Linked DNA regions of Homo sapiens: region 2 is linked to region 1. A link is a loop called in an ENCODE intact Hi-C map of the cell type or tissue named here. Cell type or tissue: dorsolateral prefrontal cortex. All regions are shown on one strand.

Evidence for each region. A loop is a pair of places that touch in the nucleus more often than their neighbours do. Peaks named below come from ENCODE experiments on the same cell type or tissue, not always from the same donor. Only the 100,000 strongest peaks of a DNase experiment are listed, where the experiment ranks them.
Region 2: a loop joins it to region 1, with 4 times the contacts of the local background. A loop is called at or near these places in 11 of 110 quality-filtered maps.

Annotation. Positions count from the first base shown.
Region 1 is chr4:38,563,907-38,566,406 of GRCh38, forward strand. It overlaps LINC02278 (long intergenic non-protein coding RNA 2278), which reads left to right and starts at 97. Exons shown (of 3, transcript NR_146991.1): 1 at 97-210. In dorsolateral prefrontal cortex, no CTCF peak of the experiment used is centred here; DNase peaks (open chromatin) are centred at 35 and 1,520; H3K4me3 peaks cover 592 bases; H3K27ac peaks cover 2,320 bases.
Region 2 is chr4:38,326,398-38,328,897 of GRCh38, forward strand. No RefSeq gene overlaps it. Among named protein-coding and RNA genes, the nearest start is that of LINC02513, 39 kb to the right of the region's middle. In dorsolateral prefrontal cortex, no CTCF peak of the experiment used is centred here; no DNase peak of the experiment used is centred here.

The DNA.
Region 1 (2,500 bases):
TCTGTCACCCTCCTCAACAGCAGATGGCCGCTCTGCACTCATCCGTGTCATACATCATTGCTGAGTGAGACACCACCAACCACTGTGCAAATCACTAAGCGTCTTTGCCTCCAACTCTGTGGTAGGCTGGGAATTATGCCTGCGCACTCAAATCCACTCTATTTCAATAATTTTTCAGCTAAGGGGGCTCAACTGAGCATCGTGACAATGGTAAGGGGTGGAGCTAGGGGCTGTCAGTGGGATTATGGTTAGATTTTTAATTAGATGGGGCATTTTAATTAGGTTGGGCAAAAGCTTTTTCAAGGAGGTGAAAGCATTGTCTCCTCCGGCGAGCACGTCTCTGGCTTATTTAGCTTCCTTGATTCACAAGTTAGTCCCTCTTGAAGTGTTTTTCTTGTACTTTGTTTATTTGAGGCTGATAGTCTGGGCATGGGGCCCAGTTTAATATAATTTTTACTGTTGCTACCACATCCCAAATTCTATTGAGATGGTTGTTATCATTGTTGTTAAGACACCTTACAGTGTCAATTACCAAGGCCAGGTGTACTCCCATACTCCCCCCACCCCAGCGCACCCCTTTTCTTTTCTTTTTTTTTTTTTGAGACGGAGTCTCGCTCTGTTGCCCAGGCTGGAGTGCAGTGGCGCGATCTCAGCTCACTGCAAGCTCCGCCTCCCGGGTTCACGCCATTCTCCTGCCTCAGCCTCCCGAGTAGCTGGGACTACAGGAATCCGCCACCACGCCCGGCTCATTTTTTGTATTTTTAGTAGAGACGGGGTTTCACCATGTTAGCCAGGATGGTCTCGATCTCCTGACTTCGTGATCCTCCCGCCTTGGCCTCCCAAAGTGCTGGGATTACAGACATGAGCCCCTCCGCCCGGCCCCCTTTTCTACTTCACCTATTAGAAATGAAGCTGATGCTTACTCCCGTGCCATTGAGACAATGTGCGTTTGTGACTCTGTAGCATAGCAAAGTAGATATTTGGTAATTATCTGGATAATTTGATTGCGATAGGGAAATAGTTCCAATCACTTAGGTCCTAGAGTTTATCTGTGAGTCTAAAGAACATGAAATCTCCCCCCACATTGCTTATAATTTCCTCTGAGTTCTATAAATACATAGGATGCTTTTACAGCAAATTTCCCTCCCTAATTATGTTTTACATAATCTAATACATTCATATTAGTTTGCCTCCTCTAAGCATATAGCAGCCAAAAGATACCTTGGCTGGAAGGCTAGAGAGGGAAACTGACCACAGTGCATCATCAGTGTAGAGTTAACAGCTGACAATAATAATATAGATTCAGCACTGACAAAAGAAAGGAAATAGTGCAACATTTGGTTTGAAAAGTGTGTGTGTGTGTGCGCGCGCGTGCGTGTGTCTGTGTGTGTTCCAGTGTTCCATTTGGGTCAGACCCTTAGCATGACTTTAGAATGCAGGCGTTTAAGGTGAGGGATTGTAATAATAACCCACTTCAGGAGTGTGGACATTAGCCAATAGACATGCACCTCTGGCTTCCCGCCAAGACCTGAGGTGGAGCCCAGGCCTGGGCTTGTCCACAAGGTTCATGTCTTCAGCAGATACAGTCTTGCTGCAAAGTTGTACTGCACTAACAATGAGACTCACTGGAAAAATAAATAAAATGCTTTAAATGTTTAAATGCATTTCCAAGTATTCATCTTCCAAATATTTAGACCCTGAGCCAATTTGGGCCAAGAGCCCAAGCTTCCTGTACATGCAGGATGGTTCCAGCAATCTCCTGAAGATCAGCAAATATGTAACAACTTAAAATATCATCCTCTCAGAGCCAAAAGAATAATTCCCTAGGTATTGCTCCAGGAAATCAACTTGCTGTCTCTGTCCGAAGTCCTCCTTCATAATGTCTGTAGGAACACATTAGTTTTAGTAACTTTAGTAACTTCTTACAAAGGCCTCCATGAGACCATGGTCTGTGTCCGCTGTGAGACTCCAATATAAACAGGAGTGGGAAAGGAGATTTGAGAGTAGAGACGTGTAGGATGAAAAGGGAAAAGGGAAGAGAGAGAGGTGCAGAAAGAACAAACAGCCTATTGAGGATATTGGTAGCCATAGAAGGTTTTGATGCCTGCACCAAGTCTCGAAGGGTAAGTCTGAGTAAACCAAGGTTGTTTGGTTTTGTTTTGTTTTGTTTGCTTTTTTACCAGAGGGGAGGGGTGTTGGAAAACGACTTCCTTTTGCATTTAAATTTCTCTAAATTCAGTAGTCAGGTAATTTATTCTCCTTTTTCCAGCCATATCCATACTAAAACATTTTATTTTCCTTTTTCTTTCTAAGCCACCACAGCAAAAAGAAAAAAAAATCATAGCACTGCCAAGGAATTTATCTACTTCTAAAGTTCAGCAATCATATCTTTATCTAGGAAGCTCCACAAAATAAAATAAATACTTTCCATGTAGATTTTGATTCTAGGGTACCTGTATTAGTGTTTTGTTCAGTCTTCCTCGTGGACTAAGTAGAACAG
Region 2 (2,500 bases), 240 kb before region 1:
GACCGAAAGGATTGATGGAGCTCTTTAGATAGAAACCTACTGAGCAAAAGGCACAGCTCTGGGAAAGAAAACCATCCATGCTGGCGGTAATTAGCACAGGGATCAGAGTCAAGCCTGGGTGAGGGTTGGAAATAGTAAAAGATGAAGTTCAGGTTTCATTTCTTAAGTACTTATAAGGTGTCAGGCACTCTGTTCAGCCCTTGACTGACATTTTCTTGTTTAAGTATAGCAACAACATTAAGGGATCAGTATTATCTCGTGTTTCATTGTAACATGAGGAGGTTGCGGCTCAGAGAGGTTTGGTAAGTAGCCCAAAGTCACACAGCAAGTAGGTGGAAAAGCCAAAAGGCAAACCCAGTTCTACCTGTGTCCAAGTTTATGTGTTTCTTGGGAGCTCTTTTTGTCCTTTTTTTCACTTCTCCAGATCGTACTCCTCCTTGCAGCAGAGGCTTAGCAGAGGGAATAAAGTGAGGCCAGGAGGCAAAGTGTCCCATCCTGCCCATGCTGCCTGTAGCCACTGCCTGGCAAGGACCATATTTCTTCTCCCACTCACATGGCCCTGGGGGTGGTACCGAAACCAGGAAGGGGTGGCCAATATCTCTTCTTTGGCCTTCTTGGTCCTTCTGCTTTATGTCTGTATTTTTGATATCTTTGATATGTATTTTCTAAAAAGCAGGAAAATAATAATGGAATTTGACTTGCACTGTGCTATATACTCTACATGTCATATGGCTCCAGTGAGATTTAAGTTCAACAGTAAATAACAGGAAATTCTCTCAAAATGGATTTTTGTAAAGGTTAGTTCATTCCTCTCTTAAAAGAAATCCACAGGTCAGCAGTGTAAGGGCTGTATGATGGCTTCATGAAGCTTCAGAGAGGCCCTGCCTCCTTTCTTCTTAGTCTTCTACCATCTTTATTCTGCTGCCTCTTGGACCAAGATGGCTGCTTGAGCTCCAGCTATCACTTCTGTTCTCCAACCAGCAGGAAAAGGAAGCAGGTCAAACACCATTGCTTTCTCAATTTAAGGGCCTTCCCTAGAAGCTGATCACAGCATTTCCATTTATAAGTCACTGGCCAGAATGTAGTTAAACAGAACAACTAGCTGCAAGAATACTTAGAAATATAGTCTTTATTTCAGGCTGCCATGTGCCCAGGTCAAAATCCATTACTAGAAAAGAAAGAGAGAATACATATTTAGGTAGACATGGAGCAGTTCCTGCCACAAATCTATTAACTTATTTGATCTTTATTATCATACAATCCTATGAGTTGGATACAAGTATCCTCACTTTATAGATAAGGAAATTGAGTCTCAGAGAGGTTAACTTATCGAAGGTCACACAAGCTGTTAATGGAGGAGCTGGGACTGAAGTGTGTTTATCTGGCTCTAAAGATGTTCGGTCCTCACCCCTACACCTTAGACACAGAGTGCAAGTATTGAATTGATATTCATGGGTTTTTTATTGGGTGCAGGGGGAGTGTTTTTATTTTTCCTAACTAAGATGTAGACATACCCTTTATACCTTAATTCAACTGAGAAAGTGTTAACATTTTCCAAAATAAGTGTGACTAGGAAACCAAGGAGAAACAGAAACCACAATGTAATGAAATGGCGGGGCTTAGAGAGCACAGATTTAGTGTCCTGAAATCATGAAGGCCCGGCCAAGGCTGTAGAGGATGCGCAGGCTCACCTTAAAGGGCACACAGGCCTCGGTGCCTCTCCTGGCCTTCATCCAGTTGTTCTTAAACTTGCCCAGGGTGAGGAGTATTCATCAACAGATGGTTCCACTAGCTCAGCTTTTGTGATGTTTGGCTTTGATCTAGGCTAGTACCTGGGCCTCCTCTCCCTGCCATCTCATGCCAGCCAGTGGGTCCACCCTGGAGCTGGCTCACTGCATGCTGCAGCCTCTATCTGATGTCCTAAGTGAACCAGCACCAGTCCAGCATCCAGGCCTATAGAAAACCTCCATCATGAAGCTAATTAGCATAGCATAGGCGAAAGACACACCCCAGCCTGAGGAATGTCAAAGCCTTTTCTCTTCTCAGGTTACAGAAGACTTCTTATTTCCCCAGATGCTTTCTGCAGATAATTCTGGCACTTCCTCTCCAGCCAGGAGAATAATGAACCAAAGAAATCAGTCTTAGTCCATATAGTACAGTGGTCTCTGCAGAAGGCCGGCTCTCTTATAACCAGACACATTTTTGTTTCTGAGTGATTTTCTCTCTCCCACCCTCTCTCCCTCTTTTTCTCCATCCTGGCCTTCCTCTTTTCCTTCCTTCCTTCCTTCCTTCCTTCCTTCCTTCCTTTTCCTCCCTCCTTCTTTTTCCTCCCTCTTCTTCCTTCCTCCCTCCTCCCATTCCTTTCACCCTCTTGGTTTCTCTTTTCTTCTCTCTCTTGCTTTCTTGCAGGGTGCATGTGTCTCTGTGTGTGTGTGTGTGTGTGTGTGTGTGTGTGTGTGTGTGTGTGTGTTTCTATACTTGATCTTAGCCAAAAGGCTGA